Regions from separate parts of the Mus musculus genome. Here regions 1 and 2 are each linked to region 3. Evidence: chromatin loops called from intact Hi-C (ENCODE). Cell type or tissue: heart. All regions are shown on one strand. Each heading gives the region's core, and the rest is flanking DNA. Links, peaks and the distances in the headings are about the cores only.

What was found. A loop is a pair of places that touch in the nucleus more often than their neighbours do. Peaks named below come from ENCODE experiments on the same cell type or tissue, not always from the same donor. Only the 100,000 strongest peaks of a DNase experiment are listed, where the experiment ranks them.
Region 1: a loop joins it to region 3, with 8 times the contacts of the local background. A loop is called at or near these places in 9 of 42 quality-filtered maps.
Region 2: a loop joins it to region 3, with 3 times the contacts of the local background. A loop is called at or near these places in 8 of 42 quality-filtered maps.

Annotation. Positions count from the first base shown.
Region 1 is chr13:112,526,384-112,534,383 of GRCm38, forward strand. It overlaps Il31ra (interleukin 31 receptor A), which reads right to left. Exons shown (of 17, transcript NM_139299.2): 11 at 7,353-7,538; 12 at 6,528-6,629; 13 at 5,285-5,431; 14 at 3,896-4,036; 15 at 1,077-1,170. Among named protein-coding and RNA genes, the nearest start is that of Il31ra, 50 kb to the right of the region's middle. In heart, for the core only: a CTCF peak has its summit at 3,823 (motif pointing left); a DNase peak (open chromatin) is centred at 3,728.
Region 2 is chr13:111,528,526-111,537,077 of GRCm38, forward strand. The region is part of intron 1 of Gm15290 (predicted gene 15290); the gene reads right to left. Among named protein-coding and RNA genes, the nearest start is that of Gm15290, 17 kb to the right of the region's middle. In heart, for the core only: CTCF peaks have their summits at 4,240 (motif pointing right), 5,798 (motif pointing right) and 7,873 (motif pointing left); no DNase peak of the experiment used is centred there.
Region 3 is chr13:112,267,368-112,275,919 of GRCm38, forward strand. No RefSeq gene overlaps it. Among named protein-coding and RNA genes, the nearest start is that of Ankrd55, 17 kb to the right of the region's middle. In heart, for the core only: a CTCF peak has its summit at 4,686 (motif pointing right); no DNase peak of the experiment used is centred there.

The DNA of each region.
Region 1 (8,000 bases), core at 1-8,000, 260 kb after region 3:
ATAGAAAATAACCAAGACAGAAGGCAGCTGCCCAGATTTCTATTCAATACGAATAAGTATCCACACTCTTGACTGACAGGAAATAGGAAGCAGTTGTCTATGGGACAACCCAAAAGGAGATGCTTCCCCCACATAATTATATCCTTACCTTCCTTTCTTTCTCTATTACCTGTGTATCTCTACCCTGGTCCTGATGTTGGAAACTGCACTACTGTCACTTTGGCAAATGCATTCTCAGGAGCAGTTGATGCACTAACTACCCACACTTCTGCATAGTGTTCCCAAAGTATGTTCCCAACTTCAGCACCAGCATCACCCACTAATCAAAAGACACATTCCTAGTCTTTATCCCAGAACTCTGAGTCAGAAACTCTTGGGGCAGGATCCAGTTCTGACATGTGTCTAGATTGAAGATGATTACTTAAGAATATGATGTACAAAAATTTATGCTGTGACTTGGCTGCAGTATATTGATCATGATTGAGGTTGACATTAGCTTAGTCACAAATGAGGCCCAGCTGCTGGGCAGAGAAAGCTCACAAGGGCCAGAGTAGAGCACCCTACCAAGGAGGGACACTGAGGCAGCCTAAGGCTCACTGCAGGGAGAAATATAAGATATTGAAGACGAATGTCTTTCCCCACACTGGCAAGAGCAGTCAGGACAAATGTACCTGCAGCCAGCACCCCCCCCCCACACACACACACACTCTCTATATCACAAAGAACAGACCTGTGCTCTCATCCAGTTGGCTAACACCCAGGGCTCAGTCTCCTTTCTGCTCCAGCCTCAAGTGACAGACATTGGCAGGCAGAGCCTATGGGATAGGTAGTGCTCCCTTGGCCTCAGAAGAATCTAGATTTGGGGTACAGACCTGCACAAATATGTCTTCTTGTTTGTGGGAATCCTCATGAGTCTGAGGGTATGGCCTTTAATCCTTCTCACACATATGGATCAAATGAATGAATGAGCCAGCCCTCCCCTGGGGCAGAGTTCTCTCTCATACCATGTGCCAGGATGGCACCTGCTGCTTTCTGTGGCCGATTGTTAAGACATTCAGTGTTAATCATGAACTCACTTTGGCTTTCTGAGGCCAAAAGTCACTGTTTTGATGCTAAGTAGAAGAAGGCCTCCTCCAACTAGAGATGTTAGAAGGACAATTTCAAACACACCTTTGTGACAAAGAGAACAAAAGACCAGTTGTCAGTAAAGTTCTTTTGACAAGAATCAAATATTAACTTTTTCTTTTTAGTTTTTCTTTTTCTTTAGCAACATTTCTCTTTAATTTCCTATTTAAATTTAATTTATTTCTATTGAAACCACTGGGGTTTTGGCTCCCTATCTAGCTGTCTTTTCCCTATATAACATGATAGATATTGATATATTTTCTTTTGTGTTATTATATTTTACAGAATAATGGGTTTCATTGACATCTCCAAGTATTACATATTATGTACTGATAGCTGTTGTGTTTGTCAGGGTTAGCTTCCAACTTCATCCATTTAGTCAGTAATTACTAGCATAACTATTAGCCTCCCCCCCCCATTATTCTGAGAAATAAAACAAACAAATAAGAAAAAAAATCAGATCCTCACTCACATGCTTCGTATATCCTGGGGTAGAAAAACTCACACGATAAACTTTGACAGGTAAGCTTTGACTTGTCAATTTGCCTGGACTAAGAGATACCTACAGAATGGCAAATACATGCATGCTATTGTGTCTGTGAGGGTGAGTCCAAAGAACTGACATGGGAGAACACTTAGGGGAGGGTCCACCCTAAACACAGGCAATACCATCTGATAGGCTGGCAATACCACTACCAGATGGGCTAAAAGTCGAAAAAGAGGAAGACGGTCAGTGCACCCAAGTTCTCTTCTCCCTGAGCACGAACACTGATTGCTGTGGTCATTATCCACAGATTTCCAACTTCAGCTTAGCCAGCCTTTGGACACAACTCTGAAGAGAGCTTCCAGGCATCCATCTTTAGACGGGGACTGCGGCCTTAACTCCTACTCTTGTTCTAAAGATTCAGACTTCTCAGACCGAGTGGCTACCGGGGTCCCTGCATGGTGAATGCCACTGCTGAAGAACCTAGCTTCCAATCACTTAAACCACATCACTTCTGTTCTCCTAGAGGACCCTAAGTAATAGAATAATGTTAAAAATACTTCAGATAAAATAGATGATCAAATAGAGTACTTAGGGCAAAGTGAAGGGAGGCTAGCCTCTTAATCTTCTATTTATTTATTTATTTATTTATTTATTTATGTATCACTTATTTAATTTTCCAGATAGGGTCTCATTGTGTGTAGGCTGATCTAGCCTTATATTTTAGACCTTCCTGTTTCAGCCTCCTGGGTGCGGAGACCGGCGTGCATCACCTTGCCTGGCTAGATCTAATCTAGAGTCTGCCCTGGATTTTGCAGAAAAGCAAAGGGAGATGCAAAGCTTTGAAGAGGGAGAGAAACCGAGTCAGAAAGTGATGGGAAATGAGGTAAGGGGAGGGTAGCTTGTATTTTGTTTAAAATATGAAGCTGTAACTGGTGAGTTCAGAAAATCTAGAACTTTAAACTGTGGCTGCTGTGCCTGAGTCGGTTCTAGAGGTCTGGGAGATGGTCATAAGACCACTGGCTGCTCTTGCAGAAGTCTAGCTCTCTCCACCCACACAGCTGCTCACGACTGCCTGCAACTCAACTCCAGTTGCAAGCGATGCGAGACTTTGTTCTAACCAGTGCAGGCATGTGGTGTACATAAGCTTACTCAGACACACACATATACACATTAATAATAATAATAATAATAATAATAATAAATAGTCGTTCATAAAAAGGAGAATGGGTTGTGGAGGACCCAGGAGGGAAGTAGAGTAGTCTGTCCTCAAATCTACGGAACAAGGAGAGAACTTTTAAGGGTCCAGCACGGGATTGTGCCTTCAATTTGATCCTGAGAGAAATTTTCATGAGCTGACACAACTTGTACCCAGTCTTCTGAAGCTGTAACATGATTTTTATTTTTTTTAAAAAAAAGTTATTTTAGAAGTTGTATCAAAAAGAATACCAAGAAGGCATTGTTAGGCTGCAGGACAGAACGTGTTATCTTGCTCATGGTTCTCAGAGCCACGGTCTACTTTAGTCTTCAGGAACATAAATAACAAGGGGCTTCTGAGATACATCAAGATGACTTTTTTGGTTTATAGTAGTTATTGCAAAACTTGTCAATGCTGCTTGAATTTTGATTGATTGACTGATTGATTGATTGATTGATTGATTGAGACAGGGTTTCTCCATGTAGCCCTGGCTGTCCTGGAACTCACTTTGTAGACCAGACTGGCTTTCCTCTTCTTTTCCCTCTGTCTATTACATGCCCTCAGCTTTCCTACTCAATTATTAAACTATTATATTTCACATTATATGTGATATCTAACAAATTTGTCTTGCTTTTCATGTTTTCAACGTAAAAGCTGATAAGTTGAATACACATAACAAACAAACAAAACGAAACAAAAGCCCCACCGCAGATGGTAACATTAAGTCCCTTGTCAGTGACCTCTGATCAACCAGTTGTTCCTTCCCAGGTTCTATTGCACAACTCCTGACATTTAGGAACTGGGCAGTGTGAGCTCAGGCAACAGCCTTTGACGTGGCTGAGGCTGAAGTGGATGTTGCTTGCTTCATCTTAAGATTATTTGTGGCTGCTTACCAGCAAGGATCAAAATGGCCTGTTGGTCTAACTCAGCCCTCCCTTTGCCAGCTCCTCAGTAACTCCTGGGAGGTGAGTGAGCCAGAGAGAGCAGGAGAAGCCATGCTCTGCTGCCCTCTGCTGGCTCTCCTTGCTCCTGTCAAATATTTCCAACCCGAAGTAAACTCCAGAATGAGGCCTGAAGCCAGTACTCACTGATTGACAATGTCTTGAAGTTTATTCTCACCCCGTTGGTACCTCCAGCTCTGGTGCTGGCCATGACCCAAACAGTATAAGAGGTCCTTCGTGTCAGAGACTCCAGGTCACACTGCAGGGCATGAGAGTTAACAGTCTTGGCTGAAAGGAAAAATAGAAACCGATCTAGTATAGCAAGCCAAACTGAAAATGTGTGTTCGCATTGACCCAGGGTGCCCTGACCTGCAATTCTAACTTCTCAACTTCCACTTAAAACAAGTCTACCAAGATGCATCAATGACCTAAACATAAGAGCTAAAAGTATAAAACCCTTCAAAAGCCCAAATAACTAATCCACAACTTTGAATTTATGGAGGGTTCTTATAAAATATGATACTCAAAGCACAAGCAACTACCCCAAACAATATTAAACTGAACTTCATTAAAGACAATCTAATGTTAAAATGGGTGATGAAGTTCTTTCTCTGAAGAAGATATGCAAGTGGCCAATAACTACAACAGACGAGTGCTTGATATCATTAGTGACTAGGGGAAAAAGTTTTCTAAATGAGATACCCCTGGGAAAACTCAGGCTGTAAGGTTAACCTATTTTATTTTGCAGTGAACGTAAAACCTCGTGCATGCTAGAAACATGCTCGGGCTCTGAGCTGCCTCCCCAGCCTTGTTACTTCTGTGAAATAATCTGAATAATAATCTATAGGCAGAGTCCGGTAGTTACCAGAGGCCATGGGAGGAGGGGCCCGGGAACAATTGATTAAAAGAACACAGAGCTTCCACATGGAGGGGGAGAAAAGAGCGGTGGTGGTTACACAATTTGGTAAATGTTCTTAAGATCACTGAACTATACACCTTCAAATATTTAGTACCAAGTTTTACATTACGTGTACTATAATGTAATAAAAATCAAATTTAGCCTAAACGGAAATCCAAGCCTAGCCCAGAGCTTAGGATGTCAGAAGATACTGTGGACTCAAAAAGAAAGCTCTGGGCAATGGGAGGTAGAACTTACACTTAAAGAGCTCTGCACTAAGACAAGTACCATCAAACAAGGGCTGTCCCTGCATACAAATCTACTCTTTAAGATGGGCAAATCCCACCCAAAACAATGGTCAGAAAAGTCTGAGGGGACCCACCCATTCTGTGACTGAGCAGGAGAGGTCCTATCAACTCCTCCCAGTCCTCCTCAGGACTTCTTTACACGTTTGTAACTCCTGAGGTAGTGCCCTCGATTCTATTTTCAGAGAAGCACAGAGAAGCTAAGTGTTTGGATGACTATGCCGGTCACAGCCCTGGAGCCACCTCTGTGTCAGGTCTATTCACATCATCTCGGGGATGGGGGGAGCGGAGGGGTGGACTGAGCTTGCTCAGCCTGGCCATGTGCCCACTTACAGAGTTCTTTTCCACCTTCAGCTTGGTAAAATACAGTGTAATTGTTGATAAATCCATTCCTAGCACTCTTAGGAATCTCCTTCCATGTGATCGTGGCTGTCCTCAGACCGATGTTCTCCACCCTGGTCTCAGGACCTTTTAATGGAGCTTCAGAGGTCAGGGAGATTAAAAAAAAAAAATTACCAAGGCTGAATCACATCCCGGAAGATCAACCGCTGCCCTAGAGCTGCTACCATTGTTTCAGGCAAAACCCACAATGCTGGGGTTGGGATAAGGAAGTTGAACCGGGGGACTGAGGAGTGAACTTGTTTGTAGAGATTGGGTTCCCCCCCCCCCCAAAGTCAGGCATCTTATATAAGATGACAAGGAATTTCAAATCCCCAAGAAAATGTACTTTCCTGTAGGTCCCCAATTCCAATTAGCACCCAGTTTTCATTCCTGTCTATAAAGTATAGCTTCCCTGGCCTACCTTTATACAGTAGGAGACGCTTTCCAGTGTTGAATCTAGAAGATGCTCATTTCCCAAAAGATAAAGTCTGAGTGGTGTACCTTGCCTATTGCCTCGCAAAAGACACCTGAGAGGAGGCGAGATAGCCCAGCAGGGAAGGCACTTGCCGTGAAAGCATAAGGTCAAGTAAAAAGCTGGCCATGGTGGCCTCTGTGACAATATCAGAGCTGAAGGGGTGGAGACAGGCAGATCTCTGGGAATTGCTGGCCAGCCAATGGGCAGCTCCACCAATGGGCAAGCCCCCAGGTCCCAGGGAGAAATCTCAAAACATAAACAAGGTGAATGGCTTCTGAGAAATGATAAGGTTGGCTTCTAGCCTTCATACATGTGCATCAAAACGCCCATGACCACCGTGCACACCCACGTGTGCACTCCTAGAGAATCATTTCTAATGTGTGTATGATGAGCTTGCTAGGCTCCCTGAATTGATCTTAATTAATGTTAACGCTGGTGACAGTCTCAGCTGCTGTTTTGTTATTAGGCAAGGAGTCTCACCTCTGTGAGAGCTTCAATTCCCCCACTGTAAAGTAGGAAGTGGCTGGACTCCTTGGACTCTTTATATCTACCCACCTTTGAAATGTAGTGACGCTATACTCTGGCCTCAAGTGTGTCAAACACACACAGTTGAAGATGAACATGAAGATGGTGCATGTTTTAGAAATGAGCCTTGAGACAGCCCTGCATCTGAACTTGTAATAGCCTATTTCCCTTCCCCCACAGTTGGTCCACACATACTTCCTTCTTTGGCATAAGCTTGGATTGAATACGGCTCTCCAACTCGGTGTCCCAACACTGGATACACTGATATATTATAGCATGTGAAAGGTTTTAGTTTATCTGGAGGAGAGAGGGGGGAGAGAGGGCTGCTTAAGTACACAGAGTAGAAAAATAGAGGACTGAGTTGTGGCCTAAGACTTACAGAAGACGTTCTGTTTCTCTCTAATGCCTTCTCTTGCTCTGAGATGTTCTGTCTAACTCCCAGAACTAAACTGAGACCATTTCAAGAATATTACAGCTCCATCATGAAGGGGTGGGGGTCCTTCCTTCTTCAAGGGTGTGTCTCCCACTCCCCAGTAGGTAGGCCAATCACTCTCAGTGGGTGGCCCTACACCTATGCCTAATAGGGCAGCACTAATTCCACTCAGTAGGTTATTTAAAAAATAAAAATAAAGGGAGGGACAGAAAGTTGGGAGGGGTGGGAGAAAATGGGAAGTAGATGTGGGAGGAGTTGGTTAGATATGGGCAAAACACATTGTATGCTCATAGGAAATTAGCAGGCTTAATTAGCACTATTTTTAAAAGCCTTACTTCTTTTCTGTTAAATTATGATTATCACTAGCAGGGTAGCTGGTGAACATTATTATTTCCCTCTGTCTCCATTAACATGAGTGGATAAGATTATGCTTGCTTCCCACCTGGCTTTCTGTGCCAGCTTCGCCTGGGAAATGCCAAGAACCGTGACATTTACTAATCTCCAGTGCTGTCCACACAGCCTTCAAAGCCGATCTAAGTGAAACCAAACCCTGCGCTACAGCAGCCTGCAGGCTCTGAGCCAGCTACCTTGCTCGATGGTCCAGTTCGTGACCTGAGACACAGATTCCCAGGAAAGGGCAGGGAACTTCGACATGGCAGCTTCTGGGAGCCACTCCACTATCCAAGTGTCCACCGCAGGAATGGAGCTTTGCCAGTTCACCACCAACAGGGGCTCGGCTATGTAGGCCTTCATGCTCTTAATGTACTGGAAGGCTGAGGAGAGGGAGAAAGGATTGGTTCACAAATCAACCCAAATGTACAGGCCCCACTGGCATCCAGTCAGTGCCAAATTGCAAAGGATCAAAGCTCAAGATCTCCATTGTAACTCGAAAACTTCCCTTCCGTCCTTGTCCTTTTCCTTTATCGAGTATCTCTGATGGTTAAATGCCTTTTATATCTGCTTTAACCTCCCTTAAACTGACGGGATTCCAGAAACAGATCTCGCTAGTTAGCTAGGATCCAGAGGGACTTGCAGCCTATGTGTCCTCTGTAAATCAAAGTCTCCAAGCAGGAGAGGAAATTTATCCTCATCCCTAAAGGCTGCAGCTCATGGGTTCCTTTCTCAAACTGGCTCTGCACTTGAGATTCCCACTGTGACTCCCAGAAGCTCAGTCAGGTAATTTGTCAACCTGAAAAGGTCGCTGGGTTGGAGAGGATGAAGGTGACGTAAGAGCA
Region 2 (8,552 bases), core at 257-8,256, 740 kb before region 3:
ACACCCAGCTTTGAGGAAGCTTTTTCTGTATCGATTGAATCTCAAGTGTCTTTAACTTAAAGTAATCTTGTGGTGTTGTGTTGTGTGTGTGCTTTTGTCTGTGTACATGCATGTGAATGGTGCCGATGTACATGTGCAAATGATCATGTGCGCTCCACAGGTCAACCTCAGGTGTCATTCCTCAGGAACTGGCCAACTCCAGTCTCAGGGGATTTGATTCCCTCTTCTGGCCTCCATGAATGTGAGGCTTGCATGTGGTACACACACTAACATGCAGGTAAAACACTTATACATGTAGAATAAAGGTAAATATTTTTTTGAAAATGTATTTTGTTCATGGTTATTTTAAAATGTACTTAAAATTTTATTATTAATAACATTGCAAATAAAATCATGTTATATTTAAAAGATTTATTTTACTTTTATTTATGTGCGGGTGTATTCTTGTGTGTAGGTGGCCAAGCGGGCCAGAAGAGGCCATCAGAGCACCTGGAGATAGAGCTAGAGGTAGTCGTGAGTCATCCACTGTGGGCCCTGGAAATTGAATTCCAGTCTTCTATAAGAATAGAAAGTGTTTTTAATGCTTTTAACCTTAAACACTGAGATGGATGCATATAGTTATTTTGCAAAAAAAAATATATTGGCTAAATATTAGCTAACACAGAACATAGCACATCTTTGTGGTTTTATAAAATTTACGTTAAAACTTTAATTAAAAAGTTTTAAAATGTATATGTGTATTTTCCCTATATGAATGTATGTATGTGTGTGTATGTATGTGCGTGTATATGCGCACTGCCTGTATGCCTGGTGCCTTTAGAGTTTAGAAGAAGGCATTGGTGGCGGGGCGGGAATCCCCTGGAACTGGAGTTTAGAAGGTTGGAGCTACCACATCGGGGTCCTACGTAAGAGCAGCAAGTACCACTCAGCCATTTCTCCAGCCCTTCCCTGTTTGCTGATATTTTGATTTTGTAATTTTCAATGCTGAGAGTGCCGCCTTACATAAATAAGCACAAAATACAGAAGTACATTTAGAGTCATTTTGAAATAGTTGGAATTTTTGTCCTAGTTCCAATCCAAAGTCTGTTTAATAATTATTTATTTCATTTCATGATTATTTATTCATTCATTTATTTGTTTAGTGTTTATACATATGTTCGTGTAGGGGTATGTGTGTGTGGGGGGGGTGCTTGTTTGTTTGTTTAGTGTTTATATACATGTTCCTCTGTGTGTGTGTGTGTGTGTGTGTGTGTGTGTGTGTGTGTGTGTGTGTTTGTGCTTCAGTGCAGGTGTGGGTGCACATGCACACATGTGAGCACAGGTGTAGAGGCCTGATGTTGAAGTTATATATCTGCATCAACCACTCTCTCTTCCTTTCCTTTCCTTTCCTTTCCTTTCCTTTCCTTTCCTTTCCTTTCCTTTCCTTTCCTTTCCTTTCCTTTCCTTTCCCTTCCCTTCCCTTCCCTTTCCCTTCCCTTCCCTTCCCTTCCCTTCCCTTCCCTTCCCTTCCCTTCCCTTCCCTCCCCTCCCCTCCCCTCCCCTCCCCTCCCCTCCCCTCCCTCCCTTCCTTCCCTCATTTCATCCCCTACTTTATCTCCTTGAGATGGATTTCTCTCTGAGCCTGAGCTCACTGGTTTGCCTAGCCAGGCTGAGCAGTAAGCCCTAGGGGCCCGCCCCCACCCTCACTGCACTGAAATTGCAGACATGAACTGCTGTGCCCAGCTTCTGTACGTGGCTCCTTAGGAATCAAAAACCAGACCTTTGTGCTCACCCAGAAAGCAGTTTACTGACAGCCATCTCTGCACACACCCCTGCCCCCCAGCCTGGCTAGCTAGTGCCTTGCACTTTAATTATGTAAAGTAATAGGTTTCTTTGTGGCCGTTTTCACGTGTAATTTATTTTTGTTGGTCCTTTCCTCCCTGTACATGTCTACTCCTGCCATTTTTTTTTTCATTTCAAGTCAGATAGTGTTCTATCTATCATCTTTTCCTCGATATATCTTTCTCTGGAATATCTCCCGATTTCCAGTTTCACAATTTGATTTCATGACCGATACCCGCACCAACACCCACATATACGTATAAATGAAAATTAAAGTCTCTGAGGGAGATCAGATGTGTCCTTCTGAATCAGGTGACCTCACAGTATAATCATGTCCACACCCTTTTTTTTTCTGAAATGTTCATAATTTTATTTTTCTTTAAGGCTGAATGAAATTCTGTTGTGCCTAGGCATCGTGTTTTCATTATCCTCTCGTCTCTTCTGGGCATTTAGATTAATTACATTTCCTTATTATTGTAAATAGAGAGGCATGAACATGAACATCCAACAAGGGCATCTCCATGGTAGATATACAGTCCTTTGAGCATATGCCCAGGAGTGGTATAACTAGTTTCCTTCCTTCCTTCCTTCCTTCCTTCCTTCCTTCCTTCCTTCCTTCCTCCTTCCTCCTTCCTTCCTTATTTCTTTTCTTTTTTCAAAACAAGGCTGTATATCCCTGGCTGTCCTAGAACTCGCTCTGTAGACCAGGCTGTCCGATTCCTGGAGCTTGGCTTACAGGGGGTTGACATGGATACTAGGAATTGAACCCCACTCCTCTGTAAGAGCAGCAAATGCTCTTAGCTGCCGAGCCATCTCTCCAACCCCTATACAAGTTGTTTGAGATATTTATTAATGATTAAAGTCAGAGATAACCCTGTCTCTGCTTCCCGAGTGCTGGGATCCAAGGCGTGTGCCACCGCTGCCTAGCTTGCAATCCCCTATCTGCTCCCCACCTCCCCCTGCTCCCCAACCCACCCACTCCCACTTCCTGGCCCTGGCATTCCCCTACACTGGGGCGTAGAACCTTCACAGGACCAAGGGCCTCTCCTCCCATTGATGACTGACTAGGCCATCCTCTGCTACATATACAGCAGCTAGAGCCATGAGTCCCACCATGTCTACTCTTTGGTTGGTTGGTGGTTTAGTCCCTGGGAGCTCTGGGGGTACTGGTTAGTTCATATTGTTGTTCCTCCTATGGGGCTGCAAACCCCTTCAGCTCCTTGGGTACTTTTTCTAGTTCCTTCATTGGGGACCCTGTCCTCTGTCCAATGGATGGCTGGGAGCATCCAATTGAGATATTTATTAATGATTAAGGAAGGAGTGCAGTATATATGGGACATATTTTTCTTAATCTTTCTTTTTTTCTCTTTTGTGGTTTTGAGACAGTATTATATGTAATAGCAGTAAAGGTTTACTGAGGAAGAGCTCCTCTGATCAAGAGAATACAGTCCCTGACCTGGCTGATGCTAGGTCCAAAGAGGTCTCCCAAATGGCAGTGCTGGTGACAATGTCTAAAACAGGACTTTGGCTTGGTAAACAGAAGGATTGTTGTTGTGTAAAGGCCTAAGGTGGGTTTCTGTTTGCCAGGAGCCTTCCTTAATCCAAACTCAAAGGTCATCCACATTGAGCAAGGGAACCTTGTCTCCAGGTCAGTTCACAAAGCTTGAGTCAGCTCAAAGGCCTTCGTCCTGTTGACTGTCATAGAGCCCACCCCTTGCTTTTCTGCCATTTTGATCTTCTCTCTGCCTACCTCTGTAGCTTTGGCAGTTTGACCCTCAATAAAATAAACCCTTTATTGTATTCATGGAGTGGTCCAGTTTGTGGTTTCTCTGTGCCCTTGCTTATAGCTGGGTATATCGTCTAGTTAGACAGGTCAATACCCTGGCTAAGGAACCCCCATTCTCCCCACCTGCCCCGCCCACCTTCAAATTCCTGCTCGCCTGCTCGCCTGCTCGCCTTAAGCCACCTTAACCAGAAAGGAGCAACAATTAGCCCCGTGATGGGATCACCTGCTTTTCTGTCCCGTGATCCTCACGTGCCGCCAGCAAAGCTCTATTAGTCCTACCCGCCTTTCTAGTTCCTGACTTAGAAGGGACAATTTCTGCTCCTTTCTCTCGTCTTTCCAATGCTGGCCACACCCCAGTGTGCTTTTTCTGGGCCTTTCCACTCCCTCTCTATTGCTCCCCTACGCTGTGTGGTTGCTTGTGGGCCTGGTGGCTGACCTCCACGCCAGCTTAACTAGGACAGTGTGGCCTTTTCTCCTTGTCCTTCGCATCTCCCTCCTCCGGACAGCTGCTAGGATGGAAAGCTTGCCTGTCCCGGCATTTCTCTAATAAGATTGTCCTTGAGGTTTCTTCTGTGTCTGTTATTGTTTTATTGATAATACTAAGGACAGGCATGTAGATGCATGCCTTATTCTCACCACTGGGTGGCAGAGGCAGGGGGATCTCTGGTTTTGAGGCCATAGTGGTTTGTTTACATAGCAAGTTCCAGGACAGCCAAGGCTAAATAGAGGGACCCTGTCTCAAAACAAAGCAAAACAAACAAACAAACAAACAAACAAACCCTTCTTCTCTTTACCCCCATCTTCCCAACATGCCACGTTTTTCTTATTTTCTTTCTTTCTTTCTTTCTTTCTTTTTTTTGGGGGGTGAGGTGGGTGGGTGGGTGTCTTGGTGGCGAAGATTGAAGTGAAGGCCTTGAGATCCTGGGCTCGCTGTCTTCATCTCCCTAGTGCCAAACTCAGCTCATTTAATTTCTTCACATTTTTAGAAAAGGCAATTTAACAGACATCGAGGAACAATGTTATCTGTTCTCTGGTTGCCGCTGCTGCTGCTGCTCAGTGGGCTTTGTTTCTGTTTTTATGATAAGGTTTCTTCTTCCCAGGCTGCTCTTCATTTGACTTTGTATCCTAGCCTGGCCTCAAATCCTTAGCCTCCTACTTCAGCCGAGGCTGTCCTGGGTTTACCGATGTGTACTCCACTATCTGCTTTCATTGAATCCACTTTGAGTTTTGTTATCTGAAAGGCCTTAGCATTGCTTCCTCCCTCAAGCCTTCCTGATGGATAAAAATAGCTACATTATGAGATTAAAAAAAAAAAACAAAAACCCGAAACAGAACAAAACAAAACCCCTTGTAATCCCAGCCCACACCCCACACCAGCCCCCCAAGAGTCTGAGATTGAAGGATTGAAAGACCCACAACGTGAGGACTCCCCCACCTTCTGACTCAGGAGAGGTGACACACCAAAATCACCCACAAGAAACGGTCTTGCTGCAAACTGCAAGAGGATTTTTATTCAAGAGTGCTCTAGGGCCCACGGTCATACACCACGCAGGGGTAGAGGACCGTGGCGCCCCGAGTAGCTGGATAAGGGGGTATTTAAAGGAAGAAAGCACAACTCAAGGAGGTGGGAAGGGCGTTGTTGGAAAATACCAAAAATACCAGTTAAGAGTCACAAGGAAGTACAAAGTCACAGGTGTCACAAGGAATACCTGGTAATTGTGAGGGTTATTTCTCAAGACAGTTTCTAAGAGCCCCTAACAATAGCACATTTGCATAGCGGGTTCCAGCAATGGTCAGGGTGGGTCAGGGTGACTTTCTTTGAATGAATACTCCTTGAACCCAGGAAGTGGGTGGGTGGGGGGATGTCACTATCTGTTTTATGATTAGCATACCTTGGAGCATTGAGCCACAAAGATCACATTCCCAAGCCTGGGCCCAAAGGCCTAGAATTTTGTTTTTACTACTCTTTCAGGATCAAGAGTTTGAGGTTACAGACCAGAGACCCTGTCTCCAAACACAGACAGACAACACTACAGATGTAAAACAATAGAGTAATAGGGTAAAATAACTCTGCCTGGATCCCATCGCTTCAGAATAAAGTGAAAAGCAGCCCCTCTCACTACCTCACTTGGACTTGAACTCAGGGGTGGCTGCTGGTCCACAGGAAAGGGTGACTTGGGGACCTAACCCCAGAAGAGGGCAGTCAAGAGCTGCCTGAACTGTAGAGCCCTCGGTGGTCAAGCGTGCTCATGGGAGGGTTCCTTGCCCATTAGAAGAGTCCCAGAGAGACCAATTTGGAGTTTGAAGAAGTCACACTTGGCTAGAAGAGGAGTGGAAGTTAGTGGAAGTTAGGCAGCCACCGGCTAATGTGGGGAGTGAGCGACGAAGGAGAGGCTTCATCTCCAAAACCATTGTTGAGTGCCCAGTGCACATGCACTCGTGTGTGTGTGTGTGTGTGTGTGTGTGTGTGAGAGAGAGAGAGAGAGAGAGAGAGAGAGAGAGAGAGAGAGAGAGAGAAGACAACATACAGGAAAAGTGACTCAGCAGTTAAGAGGCTGATCTTCCAGAGGACCAGGGTTCAACCCTCAGCATCCAAAGGGTGGCTTACAACTGTCTGTAACTCCAGTACCAGGGGAGTCAATGCCCTATTCTGGCCCCTGCAAATATCAGGCAAGCAAGTAGCACACAGACATACATGCAGGCAAAACACTCACGTGAAATAAATAAAAAGTTTTTTTTTTTTTTTAAAAAAAGAAAGAAGGGAAGAGAGAGAGGGAGAGGGAGAGGGAGAGGGAGAATATCTGTAAATCCAGTTTCAGGATCCAAAACCTTCTTCTGGCTCCCATGCAAGTGCTGCACAGGCATGCATGCAGGCAAAACACACATACACGTAAAATAGAATAAAATTAAAACTAAGAGGAAAACCCCCAGGGCAGCAAGCCGTAAATCTCAGCAGCTGCTTAAAGGAGGAACATGGAAGTAAAGGAGGAACATGGAAGTAAGAAAAAGATGCCATTTGAGTTAAGCAGGAATGGAGGGCAGCCACATGGAGCGAAAGCCGCCCTATGGTGGGGAGGGGCGCCTTAGGAAAAGAGGAAAGAAGCAGAGGCATTGGGAAAGCACAACTAAGCTCTGGCCAGAGCCCACTAGAGAAAGACAAAGGAGAAGAAATAGAAAAGGGGGCTATTTTCCAAGTCAGGACCGAGACAAACACACACACATACACACAGGGTAGGAGTGGTTGGAGAGGTTGTAGTAGGGGCTGGGAATTCTGGGAGATAATTTTCTTGCTAGAAGGCTAATGGATTCTCCCATCTCTGTAGCATAGCTTAAGGGGGACCTGACTCTCTGGGAGGTATCCTATGGCACAGGTGATTAACTTGCCAAATGGGGCTCTTTCTTTCTTTTTCTTTTTTTTTAAAGATCTATCTATCTATCTATCTATCTATCTATCTATCTATCTATCTATCTAGATATCTATCTATCTATTATAAGTACACTGTAGCTGTCTTCAGACACACCAGAAGAGGGCATCAGATCTCATTACAGATGATTGTGAGCTACCATGTGGTTGCTGGGAATTGAACTCAGGACCTCTGGAAGAGCAGTCAGTGCTCTTAACCACTGAGCCATCTCTCCAGTCCCGGTTAGTTCTTTTTGTTGGTGATGGGTTGTTTGTTTTGTTTTGTTTTGTTTTGTTTTGTTTTGTTTTGTTTTGTTTGTTTTTCGAGACAGGGTTTCTCTGTGTTGCTCTGACTGCCCTGGAACTCACTCTGTAGACCAGGCTGGCCTCGAACATAGAAATCTGCCTGCCTCTGCCTTCCAAGTGCTGGGATTAAAGGCGTGCGCCACCACCGCCTGGCTGTGATGGTTTTTTATTATTTGTTTTTCAAGACAGGGTTTCTCCATATAGCCCTGACTGTCCTTGAACTCACTCTCTCTCTCTCTCTCTCTGTATATATACATATATATGCATATGTGCATACACATATGCATATACGTGTGTGTGTGTGTGTATGTATGGTTTATTTACATCTATATGTGTATGAGTCTGTATATGTGCCTGTGCCTGAAGTTAGGGGCATCCCATGAAGCTGGAGTTAAAAGCAGTTGTAAGCTGCCTGATGTAGGTTCTGGGAATTGAACTCCAGTCTCCTGCAAAAACAGTACAAGTTTTTAACCACTGAGCCATCTCTCTAGACCAGGATGAATTTTTAAGAGAGGAGACAATGGCATGTCTCCACCTAGAGGCAGATTGCATTCTTTATTGTAGCACAGCATGATGTACTTTGTCACCGCAGGCCCGGAGAGGAAGCACCAAGCAACCCTGGACTAGAGCCTCTGAGACAGTAATCCAAACTGAACCCTTTCTCCTTACACTGAGTTGTAGAAACCGGAACAGCAACATACTCTCCTTCCCCGTGTTTGTTTTTAGTATGTCTCATTCCTTACAAACTGGGTTTGCCTAAGTTTGAAGCCCCTAGCCTGAAACTGCTATGCTACTCTGGACACTAGATCTACAAATGGGAACTCCTTGCCCTTGCCCTGGGAGGCCCTACTCTCCAGCGTCTGTTCCTCATGGTAACTTCCTGTAAATCTCACTTGCTCTACCGACTTGTACATTGAAGAGGGGTGTGTGTGTGTGTGTGTGTGTGTGTGTGTGTGTGTATGTGTGTGTCTTTGTATCCAATCTAGGCCCTCACAAATACTTTACTGTTGAGCCCTACTACAAGTTCATTAGCCTGAAGCTGTCAATCACAACGTCTTTTGAAGGGGTGTGTATAGAGACTGAGAAATAAACATATTTTTGTCCTGTTGAAAATTTGGTTGGATTTGAATATGCAAACACGGATCTGGACTTTTGCACGGAAACAGGCTCCAATAAGAACTACTATGTTTTATATAAGGAATAAGAATTTGTATTTAAAGGACTTGGCTCAGTGGC
Region 3 (8,552 bases), core at 286-8,285:
ATTAAGAGAACCATGACATTCTGCAAGACCACAGAGGAGAAAAGCACCTTTTACCTAATGGATGTGTCCTAAGTGAAGGAAGGGGAGGGGCTAAGTACGAGCGTCCTAATTGGATACCTCACCTTCCCGTCATGCCTGCGGCCCACGGTGTGCTGCATTTCCCCTTAAACCATGACCCCAATAAGACTTTCCTTCCTTAGGTTTCTTCTGTTGGATACTTTTGCACAGCAATAAAAGAAATAATTAACACACCGAGCTTCCGTGGTTAAACTTACATGCACACACTGGGGAACCAGTGCCTCTTGATCCTCCCTAACATCAAACCTCAGTAGAATTTGGTTCACTTAAGCCAGTTTCTAACCTGGAGAAGCTGTAGTTCTGCATCTACTTCCATTCCCTTTCCACATAAGCATAAGGCTAGTTTTCTATGCTGGCCTCTCAAAGACCCCATTCTCTTCACCCATTCCCTAGATCCAGCCTCTGATTAAAACACAGGCTAAAAAGAGAACAGAACAATGTTTTCATGGGAACACACAGGCACTCAGGATTTTGGCATTAGCACATGACAACATACTCTAAAAGACACATGATTCAGTATTCTAGAGCCTTCCATATCAGTTTCCCAAAAGACCTGCAGAGTAGGCTCAAGCCCTACACTGGGGACAGGCTACTTCCTTTTGTGCCTTGTTATCTGAAACTCTAGTAGCAAGACACCAAGCCTACCAATACCAACGATCACTCCCAGAGTCAGAGTCATAGGTGTGTGACCTGCAGTTTCATTGATTCAGAAAGAGGACCCATAGGCGACACCCTCCAACAACGGTTACAAAGGATCTAGGGTGGGCAGATATGGTCACAGCCCCCCTCTGCAGGAGGGACCAATGCTAATTTCCACCCAGTGTGGGAGATAGTGATGCCCCCAAATGGGAGAACTTGGACATGTTATACATTCCCCAAGCCTTATATAAGAGAAACGGGTGGATAATTCTCTGAAAGGTTGTTTCCTTTGGGATATCCGTCCGTGCTTACTGGAAGATGGGTCAGTGTTTCAATGACTTCTCACACTCCCTTCTGCCTTGGGAAGGAAGAGGAAGAAGAGGGAAAGAGAAGTTTTGTCGGGGGTGGGGTGGGGACTCTTTAAGATAAAGAAAGAAGATTCAGATCTTTCACATTTATAAGATTCTATAATTTTGTTGTTTTACTCTTTGTGCTTCAGGAATCTGGTATTTGAATTCCCATGAGATCAGCCATCTGATCTTCCTCTGATCCAAGGATATATTCAAAAGCATCCATCTTCTAAGCTAACTGATCCAAGGAGTGCTGAATGAATGTGGCCTGACTCCAAATGTCACCACAGTTGTCTTCCTGTGAGCTGGAGGCTGCCATTGCTAGATTCATTCTTTTTTGGCACAATAATTGTATCTTATTGTGATCAGAAAATCAAACCTACAAATGACCCATATTATCCAGGACGATATTATCAACGAGTCATGTCATATCAAGTGTAAAATGGTGCACTCCTTACCTGCTACAGACTAACCCCCTTTTTGGGTCTCTGGTTGCAGGTGGGTGACGGAGTCGGCGAATGACAAACAGACACAACACGAGAGAATGTGTTGAATCTGAGTGTCTCATACAAATGAACACCAGACTTTTATACAGAAGAAAAACAAGAAAAGTCAGGCGAACACATCCCCCGAGTTACAGTGACACAAAACAAAAGGAATGTATACATCAAAAGATGGCCGCTGTTTACCACTAAGAAGGGAGCCAGGTGTAATGCTAGTCTATTCTTAAGCCCACAACTATGGGGGGGGGGGGGGGCGGTTCTTAGTAAATGCCTGATTATGTTGTTCCTTTGGGCCTAGTGAAGAAACCTGTCTCAGGGGGACTCCCTAACTCTTTCATGGTTAACCCACCTATCACTAAGCCATTATGTATTCCCTTGTTTGGGTGAGACTCGGCTACTGTCCTAAGTAATCACTCTGCAGACTAGCCCTGAGCTATTCTAGCTCCATTCTTTGTAGTGCCTAATTAGTTTCTGTACTGGAAATAAATTTGAATGTTACTGAATAGGTAACCTTCTCACTGAATTCCAAGCTATTCAGCTTCAAGGATTTTCTAGGTTGCTGGAACACTGGTAGAGGCTCACCTATGTTAAAATTCAATTTTTAAAGGCACTTATAATAAAACAATACTGAAAGAGAGCACACACCATACTAACTCGGGGATAGGGTTTGAGTATACAGGCTATGAGAATGCCAAGGTTCCAGGAGGCCGAGTTTCCTTGAAACTCTTTGCCTCGTGACTGCCTCCAGGCCTTTTGACCTTGATAGGCAGACTTCACTGGAGTAGGCATAGCACTTACCTGAGAATCATCTTGCATTTTTAAAAAAGACTCTCTCAATCCTTTCTTCACTGAATTAGTCCTGCCCCCTGAGTACCTGAGGAAGGGCCAGGTGACATTTGCTTTTCTGGACTTAAACCTGACTAATGTGAAACAGGAGATGAGAAAGAACAGAATGCCAAATCCCTCCTTTCTTCCATTAATATTTCTCCTCAAAACCCTCCAGAGAAATCACATGTTTCAAAGGCAGATGTACAGCACCACTTCTTTCCCTGGGGATGTTAAGGTCAGAAATGTCTCCCACAGACTCATGTGTTCAAACACTTTATCCCAACTCAGTGACATTGCTTTGGGAAACTGTGGAACCTTTGGGATAAAAGGCATTGCTGACAGAGATGGGTTACAGGTTACATCCCAGCCCCACCAACTTTTGGTTCTATTCTCTGCTTTCTGGTTAACCAAGATGTGAAGACATGCTCCAAACACCAAGCCACCCCAGCCTGTGCACTTTCCCCACTGAAGACTGTCCTCTGATACCGCAAACATAATGAACTCTTCCTCCCTTAAGCTGCTCTTCTGTTAGGCATTTGTCACAGTAACAGGGAAAAAGGTAAGACAGGGAGTTAGAGCCAGCATGGCACATCGTACTCTACAGGGTCACGTGTTCCCAAATCCACCTCTACTTCTGTCATCCACACTGTGCTGAGCATGACTCAAAAACCATGGCCACAGTTTACTCTGTGTTCTTCCACAAGAGCAACACTATGGTTGTCCCTCTGACAGCCTTTCAAAATGCCCCAATAAATAGCACTCTTCTTTCTGTGTAGGACCCTAGGCTCATACTTGTTGGAGAAAAGAGAAACACTATGCACACATATGGCTAATATCAACCTTTTAAAAAGCAAAGTTCTAAGAAATTGCCTATGATAAGAAACAATTATATATATATGGTTATTACAGCCAAGATTTGCACCTTTGTCCTGGTAGGCTTTGCCATGAGGTAGGCACCTGCTCAGATAAGGCTAACAACAGTAGGGGAGAGAGAATTCGTGTTCTCCTACTGGCAGTGTAAAGTCAGTTGATTCAAATACACACCAATAGCCTCCCCAAGTTCCATAGCTTGGTAAGTCATCCTACTATGAGTGATGGGACCAAGAGAGGCTCAGAGTTATGGTAGCAATCTCCTTCCATGCAATATAGAGGTAGGAGAGAATTCCCATTGCATAGCTGATTTGCTCTTAGGAAACTTAATGCTAACACAAAAGTCTATGCTTTTCGGTGAATGAGAGCTGTCAAGGGCAAAATAAGCAACCCTTGAATCTAGTGAAGGGACTGTGTGTCATCCACAAGGAAGACAGCAGTGTTACAGAGCCTTCAGAATGGTTCCCGAGGTTTCTCTGTTAAATGGATGAAAGCTGGACACTTAAAACTGACTACTGCAAGGCATATGGACATCTGGGCCTTTGGATGGAACGCAGCTTCCAGAAGCCAGGTGAATTGTACCACCCTAGCAGCAAAGTGGCTTCCATCAAGAGCAACTAGAGCAGTGGTTCTCAGCCTTCCTAAGGCTGCAACCCCTTAATACAGTACCTCATGTTGTGGTGAGCCCCAAACAAAATCATTTTTGTGACGACTTCATAACTTTACCTTTGCCAATGTTAAGTATCAGAGTGTAAATATCTGTGTTTTTCAAAGGTCTCTGGCCACATCTGTAAAAGGGGCATTTGACCCCCAAAAGGGGATTATGACCCACAGGTTGAAGACCATTGATCTAGAGCATTCTCAACAGAACCTTAAAAAGCCCAGCTGACCCCCACAGAGAAGATTCAGTGCAGCGACCTGAAGAATTCATGGGGGAACTGGGTATCATGGGGGATGTGAACTCGTATGCCAAGACGGCACACCCAAGGCAGACCTCATCAGGGCAGAAACTGCAAAACTGGGGGCACAGACAGTGGCAGTGGCCAGGTCACACACTGGCAGCCAAGATAGGTGGGAAGGGGGCTACAGAGAAGGGGGTGCGGGCAAGTCTGCAGAGAGCAAGAAAGCAAAGAAGGCTGTGGATGTAAGGAAACTGAAGGTGCTTTTGCCGGGAAGCCGAGAACGGAAAAGAAACCATTAAAACTATGTTTTATTTCGTAAAGATCAAATAATTTGGGACAGCTTATTTGAATAAAGACCAACCAAAGATCCAATAAGAGGGGAAAGCGAAAGAAAAACCTAATTCTTGGGTTTTGAACATGGATGTTCACAACTCCTGAAATCTCTCGGGATTCTGTTCTTTCAAACATAAACTCAACTGTGCATGCGGGCTTAGGTCTGCAATCTCAGTAATGAACAGAATATTCCTCTAGGGGGAGCCATGCCCTTGTTGGTTTATTTAGAGTTAATCCCTCTGGGCAGGTCAGGGGCCGGCCTAAGGAACCACTCCTATGAAGGCAGCCCCCCCCACCCCACCCCCACACACACACACACAAGGTTTTCACCCCTCTAGAGCAGCCCCCCCACCAGCCGCCCCCAGGTTAGCCAGGGAAGGCCTGCAAAATTTTCTGAGTTCTGTAATGACTCCCTTTGTCTTTTCTTCTGTCATTTTTTTCTCAGAGGCTGGCCACAGCTACATACACTTTCAGACTCCCTAAGGTTTGGGTCTTCCCCACTCTTTCTAGTGGATGTGTGTAGGTGTTGAAAGGCATAACTGATGGTGCCCAACCTCTGCCATCTCCTGACTCTCTAACATCCTTGGCTGAGACATCCTCCCCAGAGGTCCCTATGATAATAATCCAGTAGTAAGTTTCAAACACCCAGCAAGATGCAGAGACAGACTCTGTATCCGGGCCAAGTACTCTCTGTGCCTTGGTTTCTCCTTTGTATAGCCAAGGTCGCTGACTCTGCGCCTCTGAGATTTTTCTGACAGACTCAGCTTATATGGTAGAGGCTTTCCACGTGATCATTGCAAATAATTTATCATTTTTTGTTTCTTTGGTAGTTACCAACCTTACTTAGAATAGCGTAGGTCTTTATTGGTATATTCTTTATTTAACAGTAACTGACAGTATCAATGATCAGTTTATAACCTTTATCCTTGGATGTTCTGTGACAATAGACAAAATTCTTGTAAGCATTTCTCTTAAAATAGCCACTACACTGGGCTCCAGAGATGGCTCAGCAGTTAAAAGCATTGCACTAGCTGCTCTGCCTGAGGACCCAGGTTCAATTCCCAGCACCTACATGGTAGCTTATAACCATCTGTAAACCCACGGTACACAGACATGCGTGTTGGCAAAACACCTGCACACGTAAAATAAAAATAAATGTACTACAGGGACATTGCAGAGTGACAATGACTCTCCCAAGACTCTCCTAGCTGTGACCTGGGAGTTGGCTTTGGCAGTGAAGCATGTGTGGTGCTCTCAGCCTCAACCTTGGACCCAGAAAACTGGGAAAGCCCAGGAATTTTTATGACCTCAGCCTGTAAATTTCTCTGGCCCTCTGAATATGGAACCCAGCATTGTAGAACCCCTGGATGCTGACCCAGTCAGGCCCCTGTGCTTCACATCTGGAGCCTAAGGGCTCTCCCAGCCCCAGGTTCACACCATTGTGGCTGGCATCACCTGCCTCTCCCATGCTCTGCCTGTTGTCTCCTGCTTGTCTAGTAACTGCTGACTAGAACTGGATCAGACAAACAGGCAAACTACTCTGTTGTAGAGTGTGATAAACTTTCTCGGCTGGGTGCTTGCCTTTAGCACTAGGAAAATCATCGAAATTTTTCTATACAGCTTACAGATTCTTATATATACTCTTTTCCATTTAACTTCTCTATTAAATATATCATTTATTTTCTACCTCTTCTAGACTGACATATTAGCTTAGTTGGGGAAAATACTATCTTCATTAAAAATGTTACTTCTACCATAAATTCTCAATTAATTAATCCCTTCATTTATTTGATAAATATTTATTCAATAATTACTTAAGGATAGACTAAAGTAAATAAGGAAATGTGAGTCTTATATTTTAATAATTGGTATTCTTTTTCCTTTCTTTATAATGTCTTATTTGTACCTGTTTTTCTGCTAGAATTGATACTGTTCTAATTTTAATGAATTGCCTTTAAATATTAAAAATGCTAACTTTTGGCGTACTTGTGGGAATACAGTCCCAAGAGCAGAGTTAATATCTTGATTTTGTGTGTTACTTTAAAATAACACACTGATGAAGCGTCACTGGCCATGTCAGTTGAGTACTGGATTGTGTGACATGAGAATCGGCCATAGTCAGCTGTTCTGACCAGGGAAGGAGGGGTTTCAGTCAACTGGTGCTTTGTGCCAAAAGGTTTGGGTGCTGGTTTGGGGAATGATGTGTGAACTAGACCTGGAAGAAGGCATAAATAACCAGTTACTAAGCACCCTGAGCATTTGACATCTGCTGGGTGTCCCGCAAGCAGCCAGCATCTACCTTTGACCAACAGCTCAGTGGGTGATGAGCTGCAGTGCACAGTCCTAAGGCAGCGTTGGGTTTCCCAAGAGGAAACATGGCTTCTGGTTTGGATTTCTAGCTGTGTCTGAGCCAGCCATGTGAAGCGAGCCAGCAGGCAAGCACCCTCCATGGCCTCTGCATAATATTTAACGTGATATTTTTTTCTTTCAAGCTGATTTGCCAAGTAGGCTCTCTCCCTGTCAAAGAGAACACGTCATAATGTTTCTACCTTCCCAAAACATTATTACTAGCTTGATATTGAAAATCAGATCTCAGCTTATCAACCAAGTATATCTTTATACCCCAAATACCAGATTATATTTTATGTGTTATAAGAATGTTATAGTCAATGAAGTATCCTCCCAGGCTATAGAATGTCGTTTTGTTTTCTTGCTTGCCTAATTAGGTAAAGGAAACTTTGAATCTGACATTTGAAGACGCAGAGATTCGTTCAGATTCAGCTACTGAAAATCACGTCTTTGTCTCACTAAGCCTGACTGTGCTGAAATTTTCATCCTGTATATTGAGATCTCATTTTCCCCAGTGCTGGCTGGTTTTGAATGTCAACCTGACACAGCTTGAGTCATCAGAGAGAAAGGAGCCTCAATGTCACCCTGAGAGCCAGCTGTAAGACATTTTCTCACTTAGCAATCAATGGCGGAAGTCCCAGTCCATTGTGAGTAGGCCACCCCTGGGCTGGGAGTTCTATCAGAAAGCAGGCTGGCTTGTGAAGCAAGCCAGTTAGCAGCACCCTCCATGGCCTCTGCATCAGCTCCTGCCTCAAAGGTTCCAGCTCTGTTTGAGCTCCTGCCCTGACTTCCAGAGATGGACCCTGATCTGGAAGTGTAAGCGGAATAAACCATTTCCTCCCCAACTTGCTTTTAGGTCATGGCGTTTTCATCACAGCAATAGAAACCCTAACTAGGACACCCCTCAATTTCTCAACTTGAAATCAGTAGTGGAATTTCCTTCCCTGAGGAAAAAAAGAAAACATGTCAGAATATGAATTCCTGAGCGCTGAGTGGCTATACCTACATGACATGTCCCATCACTAACTTGTCTAAGTTCACCACCAGATGTAGACATCAAACCTTTCATAAACAAATAGGATCTAGTGGGCTAAGGCAGTCATTAGTGCCATCTTGATCAGTCAATCAAACCAGCTACTGTGCATAATGTCTACCGATCTGTACTGTGCTTCGGCTGATTTTTTTTTTTTTTTTTTTTTTTTTTTTTTTTTTTTGCTGTGCTGTAAACTCCGTGGGAATCTGTTAGCTGTGTTTCCAGGGAGAAGAAAATAGAGTTTTAAAAATCTGTCTTTAAAAAAAGAACTTGTGAAAATAAATAGAAAGAGTTCTCTCAGCAGGTTGAAACTGTATCCCCGGCAGCACCACCTGTGAAAGCAATCTTCTTTGTCACTCTGAAGGAAGTTCTGAGTCCCTTGACATTATTACATTGTTGCTGCCACACTGATACGGTGGGAGAATCTCTTCAATTGGCTCAACAATATCCTTGTTTTTCATCCTACAGATGACATTGTTTTCTTTCGGTGGTTGTTGCTTTAATTATTCACTCGGTTCTGGATCTGCTTGTAAAGTGAAGGGTGAGCAAGAAGTCTCTTTCTTGGCATAACTTAGAGTTCTGTGAATGTTGGGGAACTTTCAAGATGTGCGCCTACAGGAATTCAGCAGTTAAGCATCTCCTGGGAGGAAAGGGAGCCTGGGGCAGA